2 separate regions of the Mus musculus genome follow, and region 2 is linked to region 1. The links are chromatin loops, found by intact Hi-C in ENCODE. Cell type or tissue: heart. All regions are shown on one strand. Each heading gives the region's core, and the rest is flanking DNA. Links, peaks and the distances in the headings are about the cores only. Region 1 overlaps Gm51985 (a long non-coding RNA gene). Region 2 has its middle 5.3 kb from the start of Gm36660.

What was found. Hi-C counts contacts between places; a loop is a spot of excess contacts. Peaks named below come from ENCODE experiments on the same cell type or tissue, not always from the same donor. Only the 100,000 strongest peaks of a DNase experiment are listed, where the experiment ranks them.
Region 2: a loop joins it to region 1, with 1.8 times the contacts of the local background. A loop is called at or near these places in 3 of 42 quality-filtered maps.

Annotation. Positions count from the first base shown.
Region 1 is chr12:79,923,171-79,930,177 of GRCm38, reverse strand. All of the region lies in intron 1 of Gm51985 (a long non-coding RNA gene), which reads right to left. The region is part of intron 2 of 9430078K24Rik (RIKEN cDNA 9430078K24 gene); the gene reads left to right. Among named protein-coding and RNA genes, the nearest start is that of 9430078K24Rik, 9.6 kb to the left of the region's middle. RefSeq lists an enhancer at 3,326-6,416. In heart, for the core only: a CTCF peak has its summit at 3,796; DNase peaks (open chromatin) are centred at 3,767 and 4,527; H3K4me3 peaks cover 815 bases; H3K27ac peaks cover 2,230 bases.
Region 2 is chr12:80,087,816-80,094,822 of GRCm38, reverse strand. No RefSeq gene overlaps it. Among named protein-coding and RNA genes, the nearest start is that of Gm36660, 5.3 kb to the right of the region's middle. In heart, for the core only: no CTCF peak of the experiment used is centred there; DNase peaks (open chromatin) are centred at 3,492 and 4,112; H3K4me3 peaks cover 338 bases; H3K27ac peaks cover 2,253 bases.

The sequences.
Region 1 (7,007 bases), core at 2,577-5,076:
GGTGAGTCAACATTTAGGACTCCAGGAAGAACTGCTTAGACTCTTGTGGGAGCCCAGACGAGAAATTCTGGTCTGCTTGTCAGTCTCGGCAGGTAATGAACAGCTCTCAGCCCGGGGCGTACACAAATCATGAGCCGAGGTCCTGGGATAGGTCACTCTAAGCCCTGCAGGGGAAGTGACTGGGAACATCCAGTCATGCCAGCAGGTGAGAGGGAATTACAGGTGTGATCTGAAGAGTGGTTGGGCTGGTTGCAAGCCTGCAACCTGCCCATGGAAAACTGGTTCCATTTGTAACAACTGTCAACTCCGCCCCCCACCCCCACCCCCCTTGAGCCCAGAGAGGTAGGCTAGCTAGACAGAGTTTGGGGGGAACTGTCAGTCTTGTTGACCTGCAGAAGCCTCCCCAGACTCTGATAGACAGTAGCGAGGCTCCTTATGCTTTATTGGAAGACAGGCATTAGGCCGGGATGGTTACAAACCTTCAGAACCAACATCAGAGTGGACACTCCAATCAGTCCTGCGGTAATCTAGGTGGGATGGACAGCAAAGAATACGAGGCATGGGTAGATGGGAAAGGAGACTTTGAAACACAATGTAACAATGTTGCTTCGATAGTAACATACACTGGGAACATAGACCTATGGAAGTCTCTCTCTCTCTGTGTGTGTGTCTGTCTGTGTGTGTGTGTGTGTGTGTGTGTGTGTAGAAGAGCTAAGAAAAAAAAGTTAAGAAAAAGAAGAAGAAACAACAACAACAGCAGCAAAAAACCTAAACCCAAACCTAGCCTTTTCTATCCCTGTAACCATTAGAAAGAAAATGAAGTCTAAATTGTGTTCAGAGCCGCTGGGACAGAGGAAGAGAGGCAAGAATGGAAAAAACAGGCCGTAAAGATGCCAGGACTCCTTAAGCAGAAACATCTGTTGAAGTCATAAGACTCAGGGCCGGTCAGGCTCCTAACAAACCCAGGAAGAGGAGAGTCTGCACTGGATCAGGATGCCCCTTGTGTCCTGCGCAGGCCCCTGGGACAGCATACGTGCAAGCAGAAGGGATACCTTCTCCAGAGCTCCACCTGGCCTGGCTCCTGGCAAGAGAGGAAAGAAGAGGGAGGAGCCTGGGGCAGCCAGGGGGCAGAGATGGCACGGCAGTTTGGAGTGTGTATTTATTTAAAGCTTTAGCTTACTGGGGCAGCCTGGGGAACCACATGTCTAAACTTCTGCAGCTGAAGGAGGGGGAAGGGAGGAGCTGCTGATCTCAGGAGCTGGGGGCTCTGTTTAATTTTTGCAAATTGTAGCACCTTCTCTTATTTGTGCCTTCAGCTTGAGCCAACTATCTCAGGCTTGCCCATTTTGACAGTTACCAAAATGGCAGGTCCCATCTCTCAACCAGATAATACTCTCTGTGCCACATTCCTGCTAAGTAGCACCTCATTTAACCCTCTGGCAAATGTGCCATTGCTGTTGGGGGGAAATTATATATATATATATGTATCGGTCTTCAGGAAGGTTCTTGTATGAATACTACATTCCAGAAGAAAACTGAGGCCAGACACTGTTAAGGGACTCCCAGGTCTCCCAGTCATACACTCCAAGAACCATCCAAGGAGCTGCCTCTCTGTCCTCCCATGAAATGAATGTGAAAAGCAGCAGCAGCCAAGCACTGCCGAGGGAACAGCTGTGCTCAATCAGCCCAGCATTCATGCAAACCTCGAGAGTCCGTCCCCCCCACCTCCCATCCCCTGTGGCTCATTCATCTATCTCTATGCTCCATATCATCTGCCTAGGTGTACAGATGGAACCACAGCCACAGAGCATGCCACCTCCTCAGGGAAACTACCAAGCCCCCCCACCCTCCCCCCAGCTCCACATACACACCACTGTCATGGCAACAACATCCTGCTGTCTCTCAAGGAAACACAGGTAGTGAACGAGATGAAAACCAGACCCCACTTTACTTGCTTGTGGGAAGTGGGGAAGGTTCTGGAAGACTCCATTGGGAAGGCTAGATTTGATTTCTCTTCTAGGAGCTTCCCCTTCAGGCTGGCCAGGCCTGGAACTTTCATCGACATAGCTATGTTGTCTACATTAGACAGCTCCCTGGGACCCATATTTCACATTGAGATGAAAGTATACATGGGTACAGTTGGAAACAGGGTTCATGACTAGGGGGCTAATAATACTCACAGACAGCACACAAATGTGACAGCTAGAGGAAAAGCTGAAACCCCAACATCAGGGTAGGAAAGGCTACTACTATTAATGGTCCTTGAACAATTCTGGGATGCTATCATTCATGAGGTTGGGGCCTGCCGGTGTGGGTCCCCTGCCTCCATCAACCCCACGGGGTAGGTAGTATCACACCTACCCTAAAGAGAGGGAGCTGCAGGCAGAGGGCTCACTTCTCCTTCTGCCACATATTGCCAAGTGCAAAACTGGAACCAAAATCTGTAAGGCTCTTTTCTGAGTACCACTGTATCACAGACTGTGATGTGTGTTATGGTACCTAGTGGGCCCCTGCAAGCTCACTCCCTGATCCAGTGGGGTCTGTGGTTCTTCATGGAACAAGCAGGAGGCAGACTCCAGGACCCTACCATCTTCTTTAACACTCCACTCTGACAGCCATTTGGGTTGGTGTCACTCTTTCTCTGGAGTAAAGCTTTCCCACCAGGATCTAGGATGGACCAAGGAGCCCACAGCATGCAGTTGGTCCCACATGGTCTCACTTGGCTGCCTGTTAAACCCCAACACTGGGACTGAGTCACAGATGCCAGCAGGGACCTCTTCAGTGAGGATCAGAAGGCCATGACAGGAGACAGCTGCACCCTGGGGGCTCGGATAAGACTTTGATATGATTTTGTTATCTCAGGAGATGGATGTGATGAAATCTCTTTCAGATGGTCTCTCTCACAAGATGGAGAGAATCGCCCCACCCCTGACCAGCAAACAAATTAAGAGTCTGCTGCTTCAATCTCAGTGGAAGCAAGAAACAAGGCAGTGTGAGGCCTGTCTGCATAGGTATGAGTGCTCAAACCTATGAGCTCAGCATTTGGAAAGCTAAAGCAGGAGCCTTTCTGAGAGTTTGAGGTGCCCTGGACTATAAGATCCTGTTTTATATACGTGTGTGTGTGTGTGTGTGTGTGTGTGTCTGTCTGTCTGTCTGTCTGTCTGTGTCTGTCTATGTGCTCGAGCACACACACACACACACACACACACACACACACACACACACACACACGCGTGCGCGCTCAGAATCATATATGTGTGTGTTTAAAATCAATTATATATTAAAATATATGAAATATTTATTTATTTATTTTAAGGCAAGGAGATGCTTTGTGTGAGCCCTGATAACTAGAGTGGCTAGAGTTCCTGGTTCTACTCCATTTAAGAGAACTGGAGAGAGAGAGAGAGAGAGAGAGAGAGAGAGAGAGAGAGAGAATATGAATCTTCTGGCCTTTTAGTTCTAGTCCAGAGTCTTCATTTCATCAGGGCTAGCTCTGGATTTCAGAGTCCAATTCTTTCAAGAGGGCTGGAGTGAGCTGCATTCCACAATAAGGAGGGTCTAGGAGAGGCCTGGGGTCCGGATTTTCTTCAAAGCATAAAACTAGGCTAGGAAGATGACCCCCCTCCTCCAAATGCCCCAGTCCCAGAAGGATCTTTATGGCTCTCTTGTCCTCTTTTGCTTCTACAGAAGGGTTTCTCTGACAACCCATGTTAAGAGGCCATCCGGGTATAGGCATCCTGCTGGATACTGGCATGCAGCCCAAGAGTGGGACTCCCTGGCTGCTGGCTCTGTGGAGCTCACAGCTAGAGGGAGCTGACTTTTTATCCAGTAACTAGCAGTCTGCAGGGATTGTAGTGATGGGTATCCATTCCCTGCCTGACCTCGGGTCTCTTGGAGTTGGCTTGCTTATTAAAATACTGCTTTGCCCACACGAGTCCCTTCCCACCCAGTGTCCTTCCTCCCTTTCCTCTGACAGTCCTTCTGCAACCCACTGGACATCTAGGTTCAATCCATGTGTATTCACACTTGCATGAGCGTCTGGGACTTACCCATACAATGACCAGGAAGGCTTGGGAACATTGTATGTGTTTGCTTAGCAAGAAAATCAAATCAAAGTGTGTATGGAGGGGAAAGGTGGCTGTATGGGGGGGAGGGGCACAAAGATTGAGATGCACAGAAAAAGACACTGGACCCAGGATCTTGCCCTAGAGTTTTGTTACCTACTCAAGGATCCTGACTCTAGTTTAGAACAATGCTCAGCAAATTACCGTCCTGGTAACAGGACCATCACAGCTCTGCCTGTCCATTCGAGCCTTAGAAAGTCACCATAGCACTTTCCTGTCCCTTTTTAGTGATCTTTTCTTTCCCAGGCTGGAGGACCATGGGGTGAAGGGCAGTGTCCTGGAAGAAGGTGGATTTGCTATGGAGCTTCACTAGCAAAGCAGGAAGCAGACCATGCTGAGGGTGCTTTGCAGGCTGTGATGAGCTCTGCAGCAGATGAGCGGTTGTCTTGGTAACACTAATGAAAAGCAGGCCTCAGAGAGGGCCAAGAACCCCCAGGGACTGAGTTATCTCCCCCTCCCGCAGGCAGCTCTTCTCGCCTCCCCACCAACAACCTCAGATCAAACTCCCCGAATATTTATAAAATCTCTACCAGAAACAGAGAAAGTCTGGCCTGACCAGGCGTCTGCCCACGTCTTCCTGGCTGCTTGGGTGACACCGCCCAAACGCGGCTCATTATTCTGTTTTTCTTCCTTGCCTGAGCAAGACAATGGTGGTGGTGGTGGTGAGGAATGTTTGCTCTGCCCTGTTAGACTGACATTGAATCAGAGCATTTGCTTCAAGTAGGGGAGGGAGAAGCGCGCGAGGGGTAGGGGGGTGGGGGTGTCTCACTGCTCTGCTCCTCCCTGCTTTTCAACTCCCAGGTTGTCTTGTTTAGTCCCATGGATTCCCAAAGTGCCTTGGTTGCTTGCTTCCTCTGTCCCTACCAGCTTCTGCCTGGGGCTTTGCGGCAGCTTCTGAGGGAGAGTAACGTCGCAGGGCATCTCTGAAAATGGAAAGGGCTGCCTGCAGAAGGAGCTGGCCTCCCTGCCATGGGGAGCGGGCATGGGGCTTATTCACTTTGAAGAAAAGGGAGGTACTCACATGCAGCCAGCAGGGAACTAAAGCTGGTCTGAGAAAATTCAAGTGCCCCCCCTCCCCCCTACCCCTGTTCATTACTTGTTTTGCCTGGTGGATATTAAAATGCAAAGAAGTTGAGAAACATACAGCGCTCTGAGGGTCAGAGGCGGGGTGCTGCAGCAGGCTTTGTCCTGCTGGTAAATGGAAAAGCACCATTTGCCCAGTTGATGAGAATGTCCTGTGCTTGCCCTTTGTGACAGCCGAGAACCCCAGGGATGGTATAGCTCTATGTAGAGAGGCAGCAGGGGGTCGTGGGTAGGTCCTAGATTGGGTGGAGAAGTTGAGTATGATTTGAGTGTCATACTCAGCTCTGCCAAATTCAAACCTCTAGCCTGGGTAAGTTATGACTCTTCACCTCTCCATCTTTGGAAAGTGTGGACTATGGCAGGCTTAAGGTCCCTTCTGTAAATTTTATTCAGGAAGGAGAGATTACAAATGCTATACCAAAAGTACATGTACGTCATCCTTTGGGTCAAATGGAAGGCACGAGACGTTAACCTACAGTGTGAGACATGAAGTGTGGGAAGGGACTCACAGATGTGCTGGGCAGGATAGGGATGTGTCTCGTTGCAGGGAGGCTTCAAACACAACTTCAAAAATTTTTCATTTTTGAAGGATTTAGATAGAAATAAGAACAGCCTCTTGAGTGGGGACTATGACCCAAGTACTGGGGGAGAGGAGAACCTATGAAGAAGGCCAGCTTGTGAGGGGCAGGGAGGACTCTGGGAACTATAGTGAAGCCTGTCTTGTGCCACAAGGAGCAGGAGAGGAGAGACCTGTTCCCAGCGGTGATTTCAATGAGTGACCCTGCTTGGAGTGACATTCACCAACAGCCCAGCCAGAAGAGGTGAAAGGAAACCAGGTCAGTGATCAGCGAGAGCAGGACTGTTGGCCTTTTGCTCATGTGGCCTCAGGGAGACTTGAGTTTCGGTGGTGGTGGTGGTGGGGGGGGGGGGACACGGGACCTGAACCTCCAGAGACTTGTCCTTTCCTTACCTCTCTGCCAAGGAGGTCAGCCAAGTGGCACAGGAGGGTGGAAATTAGAGTTAAGGAGTGAGAGAGAAAGGAAACATCCGCTGTGTTGGGAGCCTAGGATGGTGACACTTACAGGACACATTAGGGACCTGTGTGGAAGCACGAGGTGGTAGGCTGACACCCAGTCCTGGCAGCAAGAGGCATAGAGCACCAGGAAGACCCATTCTTGAGCTCATCTCCTGAATTCCCACTGGCTGACCTCATGCCTACCAGGCTTTGGCTTTGGTCTGCTTATAAGATTGGCCCACGCTGTGGTCCGTATGTTCCAGTCACAGCCAGAGTACTCTTGGGATGAAGGAACAGATTCACCAAGAGCACACTGTCGGACCTGGCTTTCAGATTCTGAAATTTCCTAGCCAAGTGTCTGAGCTTAACTCAGTTGAGTGGAGGGCCCTAATTAATTGAAGTCTGGTCTGCTAAAGCAGGCAGGTCGTGGCATTGGTGTGCATACTCTCGGGCTTTGGAGGTGACCAAGGGCAGTGTGAGGGGCTAGGACTCAAAGCCTAAGTGTTTACATGCTTGTGCTTAAGACCCTTTTTAAGGCTGCTAAGATGGCTTATCAGGTGAGGGAGCCTGATGCCAAAACTGAAGACCTGAGTTCGATGGCCAGGACCCATGTGATGGAAGGAAAGAACCAACTCCCTTAAGTTGTCTTCTGACCTCTAGATGTGTATTATGCTACATATACCACACACACACACACACACACACACACACACACACACACACACTGAATACAAATATAATTTAAAACTTTAAAGGCCACTTCTAGCACAAGGTGGGATTAGGGC
Region 2 (7,007 bases), core at 2,875-5,374, 160 kb before region 1:
AAGCTGGCCAGCCAGATTTCAAATGTCATGCTCATTGTTGTAACCTCTGAGTCTCTAAGATAGACATCTCTGCATATATGTGTGCATTGTATGTGTGTGCTCTATGACTCCACTGGAATATAAGCCACTCGAGAGCCAGGTTCTGGTCCATTTAATCTCTGCCTATGCAGTGTGGTACCCAAAGAAGAGCTTGACCTGTGACTAGCACTCAGGAAATAACTTTGAATGGGTGTGTTGGCTAGAGAAACCTTTAGTTGCTGAACCTGAGCCTCTGAGTAGCTCAGCCTGCTGGGGGCTCAGGGTAGACATTTTGTCATTTGTAAGTAAGATGAAAAGGAGAGGAGTGTCACTTCAGTTTGCTACACATCTTTCTGTCCCAAGCCTAGTCCTTCCTCTTTTCTTTTCTTTTCTTTTCTTTTCTTTTCTTTTCTTTTCTTTTCTTTCCTTTCCTTTCCTTTCCTTTCCTTTCCTTTTCTTTCTTCCTTCCTTTCTTCCTTCCTTCCTTTCTCTCTCTCTCTTTCTCTCTCTCTCTCCTTCTTTTTTGACAGGGTTTCTCTGTGTCACCCTGGCTGTCCTCAGATTCAATATGTAGACCAGGCTGGTCTCAAACACAGATATTTACTCATCTGCCTCTGCCTCCAAAGTGCAGGGATTAAAGATACACGCCACCACTATCCCAGCCCTTTCTCTTTTCTAAGTCACTCCTCCTCCACCCTCTGGAGCTTGAGATGAGACATTTGGTGGGTTGGAAAGTGGAGGGAAGAAAACACTGTTTACAAAGCCATCTGGCCAAGGAAGTCATCCTTTCTATCATGTGATACGCCATGTAGGCTGTTTGTGCCTGGGGCAGTGGCCATGGGTTGGTGGGCAGCGTTTGTTCATTTGATTCCTGAATGGGGCAGAAGTAGTGGAAGGCTGTGGGAGGGGTTCAATGACGCAGTGGCTGTGGGTGAGAGCTTCTTTCTAGGGTCTGCTTGCTTTAGGTGTTTAGAGGAAAAGCTTGAGAAAAGGACTGGGGTTCGAATTTATTTGAGAGTTGATTCCAGGAAGCACCAATAGGTTTGGAGAGGCTGAGTCAGAGGAGAAGGTAACCAATAAAGAACCTCTTATCAAGACAGCCATGGACAGGGTGGCCCTGGGCCTTCGTGATGCTGAGAAGATCTGAAAACTGATGAAGGATGTATGCCTTAGACATAGAGTACATCAGGGGTAAGGTAAGGGAGCTGTGGTATTGATGGCCCATCTCCCTCAGTCATTGGTTGAAGGCTGCCTGGCACTTTTCGGCATCTATGAGGGTGGTGAGAACCCATGGACAGACATAGGGTCTGGCAATTAGAATTGGACAGATGTGGGGTTGGAATGATGGCTTAACATTTAAGAGCACTGGCCTTTCCTTCCAAAGAATCCAGGTTCAAATCCCAGCATCCATATTCCAGTTCACAACTATCTGTAATTTCGGGGGGGGGGTCTGACACATTCACACAGACATACATAGAGGCAGAACACCAATGCAAATAAATTAAAAAAAAAAGAATTGGACAGCTGTACACCAAAATGGTGTGAAGGAAGGGGTTGGGATCTGGGTCTGTGACTGCTTCTGTGCCCACTGTGTCAGCACAGGTTGGCATCGCCATTGGACTCCAGGGCTTTTGTAGAGGAGCTAACCCTGCCCTGAGACAGTTAGCTTTTGCTATATAATAGAATATCTCATCAAATTAGGACCTGAAATAACCATTTATTTAGCTTTCCATTCAGTGGACAACTTGAGCTGGGCTCAGCTGCACTCAGCTGGGCTTAATTGTGTTTCTGTGGTCAGAAGGCCAATGGCTGGGAGCTGTGGAATTTAAGACAGCCTCTGTGGGACAGCTCATCCCTGTTCACATGATCTTGCAGGCTAGCTGGGAATTGTTCTCAGGGTGGCCATGCACTCCAAGAGAGTGAGGGTGGGCAGGCAAGAGGTCTGGATTGCTGGACTTGGAACTGGCACACCACCTCCATCAACCTCTGTTGGCCAAAGTCACAAGGCAAGCCCAGAGTCATGGGGTAAGGAAAGAGTCCCCTTGATAGGAACAACTGCGAAGTCGTGTTCAGGAGGGCAAGTTCAGGAAGAGGAACACACATAGCTATTTTTGCAATAATCTACCATGGTCCATGCCCTTTGGCATCTTATGATCATGGGTAGACAATCAAAACCAGTGTGTGCTCTGCTATTTTAAACACAGGAGTCAGGAGCTCTCTGCCTCAAGGATGGGAAAGTATCTATCCTGTGTTACCTCCTTCCTGGCTACTTTTAGATCTCATCTCCTTGGGCTGCTTTAAGAGTGCAGTCATTTTTGATGGGTCGCATGCAATGTGTGTTTCCTGCAGCAGTGGCCTTGTGGACAGAGAGCAGAAAAGAGCTGAGTTATCTGAAGCTAGGTCAAGGATGGGCAATTTGTGTTTTGGCAACTTAATTTGTCGTCATTGCTTTTGACTGGATGTAGACCCTTCTGCATGCTAGGCACTCCACTATGGAAATCCAGCCTCCTTATCTTCAATGTTAAAGAAAGTCCCTCCCTTCCAAGACAGGAGGGATTTTTGGATTATCTCTACCTGGGAAGTCAAGTGTAAATTAAGCAGGTGGAGTGCAAATGTTTAGGGGTCAAAGGTGGTCTGCCTGAAGAGTTCTTACCTGTGGTGTTGTGATTTGCCTTGGAACCCAAAGGGACCTTCTTCATGGTCTAGGTACCACTTTCTGGATATCTTGAAATTGCCCTTTATAGCCATTGTGAGCCAGGAGAATTGCCCAGAGTGATGGAGGCACTAGGGCTGTAAACCCAACACTCTTACTTACCATCAGACCTCATTGTTAGTTTTCTATGTGCCCAAGCAGTGCATTGAGAGGAAATAATTTTGAGGATCAACAGTTGCCATCCCTCAATGTCATACACCTTCCAGCCATACTTAGCAAGGAGTCAGCCTCAATCTCCCTTCCTTATCCCCTCATCCTGTGAAACCTTCCCACCCCTCCAGCCTACCCTGACCAGCGTAGGAGCCTCTCCTCTTCCACAGCACAAACACTGCAGGAAGTTTGGGCAGCCACAGGGTTGATAGGGCCATCGCCACCTGTTGTCCATCTCCAGGAAAGAATCAGAGCAGGGAGAATGGCAACTTGCATCTGTCTGCTGGGTAGCAGAAAGCACACTGCAGGAGCTATGCCTTTCTGTTTACCTTTCAAATTCGTGCAGAGAACTCATTTATAGCAGCTGCTTCCAGACACAGTCCAGATCATCCAGAGATGGGTCAGTCCCCTCGGGCAGGTAGTGGGGCTGTTCGATGAAATTTAACTCTCATTATCTGAAAGGCTCACTGGGTATCTCCCATATGCCCCCACAACAACGGGCTTTGCTGTTGCTTCGCTCACAGAACTCTTAGGTAATTTTTCTCTCGCTTGCCTCGGCTAGATTACCCTCTTCTGGAAGCGCCTGGAGGAATATCAGCAACCACCTGCTGGGCGACAGGAGTGGGGCTCAGATGAGGTGGAGGCAAGGGAAATGCTTTGCATACCAGCTTTGTACAGGCTGGGAGGGGCTGCCCAGGACAGTGCCTGTACCTTTGTGAGCACTATTGTCACCAGGTCTCACTGTGGTTCTTCATATGCACACTCACTTATGATTCGGGCAACAGCCTCGTTTTAGAGATGGCCAAGACCTGAAGCACAGAGTGGTTAGGAAATTTGCCCAATATGGCTCAGCTGGTTCCAGCACCCGGCTAGAGGACATGGGCATTATCCCATTAGTTTTACAACAGCCTTAAGAAGTAATTGGTTCTTTATTGTATTGGCTCATGAGAGCAGATTGCTAAATGTCCAGGTATTTTGTGAGTCAACCATTATTAAGTGTGAACTCACACAAATGTGAACTCATACAATTAATCAGATCAATTATACTAAAAGCAAATGTAATAACTCCCCCAAGCTCATCCATTCCTGACTCTTTCTCACTGTCCGAGTGCAAAGCAAAGTAGTTGCTACTTTGGATTAAAAAAAAAATCCTTTTTTTTTTCTGTTGGGTGGGAAGAGACTGCCTCAGCCGGAAGCCACTTCTTCCGGCCATTCTCCAGGGCAGATCACGGTAGGAAACAGCCACCCAGGCCTCCAGGAAGAAAAACACCCGCTTCCCATGCTCCCAGAACAGCAATAGAAAGTTCTGTGCTTGGGCTTTGAGACCCCTATCTGGGTCCCAGAAGAACTGGGCTTCTCTGGTGGAATGGTGGGTAGGAAAAGTGTGTGTGTGTGTGTGTGTGTGTGTGTGTGTGTGTGTGTGTAAGAGAGAGAGAGAGAGAGAGAGAGAGAGAGAGAGAGAGAGAGAAAATGGTCTTTGTAGCCCCGGACCCAGAGGGTTTCCCGTGTTACTTGTACTCTGAGATTTTGGAGGCAGCTGATCTAGAAGAATTCATGGTTTTGGGTACCAGATAGACCTGAGTTAATCTCGTGGCCCTCTCTGCCTTCTGTAAAATAGGTGACCTTGGTCAAGGCATCTCACTTCTCTGAGCCTTAAATTTTTCATCTGTAGAATTGGAGACCTTCTGAAGGGAGCTGTGGCATAAAAACCAGCCAAGCAGAAAGCATGCAAAACATCAAGCCGAACTAGTAAAGACCAACAGCAATTGTGTCTGAGTGGCTGTGCTAGGCTAGGAGGATTCTTCTATGGATGGACAATAGTCCAATATCCAGGTACCAATGCAGAGGGGCACTGACTATGGATGTGCTGTGCTGAGATAGCTGTAGATGGACAGCCTAGACATACAGGAGATGATCCTAACTTGTCTTGTTCAGGAATTGAATGAATAAATGTCTCCCAAAACCTACTTGCACCTATGGGATACAGAAGAAACAGAGGAAACCTTGATTAGTGGAAGGAGTGAGGCCCCAGGAGGAGCCCTTTTGGGAGGTTGGTTGGAGACCTTCTCAAGGGAGAGCTCCCTGGGGGATCCCAGTTCTTCACTTTGTTTCAGTAAAGTGGAGAAAGAAGTAGCTGCATGCAGTTGGCCTCAGGCACCACAAAGGTGCTCTGTGTTCCCTCATCTTTGCTGCAGAGGACTGACTGTATTTATCTGCCATTGCTCAGACCTAGGTAGAGTTAAAATCTTCTTAGGTGAGTATCGTTGACTTTCCTGGTTGAAGGGACAATTCCACGAAGGGTCTGAAGCTAGTGTAAGACCAACAAGCCAGAGAACAAGGCTCTCCTCAAACCACTGCCCTTGGAGGCTGGGATCCAGTAGGCAATCAGGCCCTTCTGGCCCTCCTGGTAGCAGGCTTCTCTCCAGTGGTCCTGGAGTCAGGAGCCTCTCTGGCAGACATGTCTACTATGTGAATTGAAGAAGTCTAAGGTTGTGTCAGGAATGGTATTGTACTGGTGTTTAGGGGACCAGGGCTCTTGGCAGATTGTCATTGCACTTTACCAAAAGTCACCTTGTCTCCCAATCCATCAGTCAATCAACGACATATGTACAATGATAATGTTACTCAGCTGTGTTCAATAGTATCGAAAGGGGTCCTGATTTTTAAAAAAAAAAAATTTAAAAATTTTTCCCATATTTTTTTCTATTAGATATTTTCTTCATTTACATTTCAAATGCTATCCTAAAAGTCCCCTATGCCCTCCCCCCACCCTGCTCCCCTACCCACTCACTCCTATTTCTTGGCCCTGGGGTTCCCCTATACTGGGGCATATAAAGTTTGCTAGACCAAGGGGCCTCTCTTCCAAATGATGGCTGACTAGGCCATCTTTTGCTACATATGCAGCTAAAGACATGAGCTCTGGGGGTACTGATTAGTTCATATTGTTGTTCCACCTACAGGGTTGCAGACCCCTTCAGCTCTTGGGTACTTTCTCTAGCTCCTATATTGGGAGCCCTGTGTTCCATTCTATGGGGTCCTGATTTTAATCTTAGCAGAGGTAAAACGAGCGGATAAAATGCCAGGTTCCTGTCACAGGGTGAAGTCATTCACAGAATGACTTCCCTTCTCTGCACTTCTCCCACTGTTGTCTCCATGGCCCAATCATTCCTCAGTAGAAGCCAAAGAGAAATAAACAGAAAGAAGATCAATTTTCCTGGGCCACATCTAGCCAACAAACATGAACTCAAGATGTGCTCTGGTGACAAAAAGGTTATTTTCCAACAATATTTTAAGTCGTTATGAGCTGGCAACAGTTCAAAGGTTTTTCTTATGGTTATAACTTGTTTGTTTTATGTGTTGAGGGGTGTTGCCAGCAGGCTTGTTTGTGTATAGCTTGTGAATTTAGTGCTTGTGGAGGACAGAAGAGGGTGTTGGATCCCCTAGAACTGTAGTCACTGGTGGTTGTGAGCCACCATGTGGGTACTGGGAATTGATCTGGTAGAACAGCCATGATCTTTACTGTAGCGTCGCCTCTGCAGTCCAACTTATCATTTTTCATTTAGTGGAGTGACTGTGGTACATATCAGTTTGGAACACAGTTTCATAAACAGTAGGGCAAAGAGCATGATAAGACGAACTACCCAGTCACCATACAATGTCACCATAGGTAAGCAGCTGTCACTTCTACACATGCCTCATTGGTCAAAGCATACCACATGGGCAAATTTATTCTGTCTAGGACAAAGAGTCCAATACTCTCCCAATGAACAGTAACAAAGCCAGCGACATGGAAAGCTTTTCTTTGTTGTTTGACTCAGGCCTAGCCCACTATGTATTTGTTATGTAGGTAAGGATGACCTTGGACTCCTGATCTTCTCTCAAGTGCTGGGACTACAGATGAGTTTGAGGTGTTTGGGATCCAATCCAGGGCCTTGTGTATGCTAGACACATCCTACCGACTGAGCTACATCCCTAGCCCAAACCATGGGAAAGGTCTTTAAGTCTGTTCTGTTGCAGGCAATGAGGTCCAAGCTCATGAATTTTAAAAAGGTGTTTATTTGATTAGATTTTGAATTAGCATATATAATTGTACATACTCTTGGGTGTTTGTCTTAGGGTTTTACTG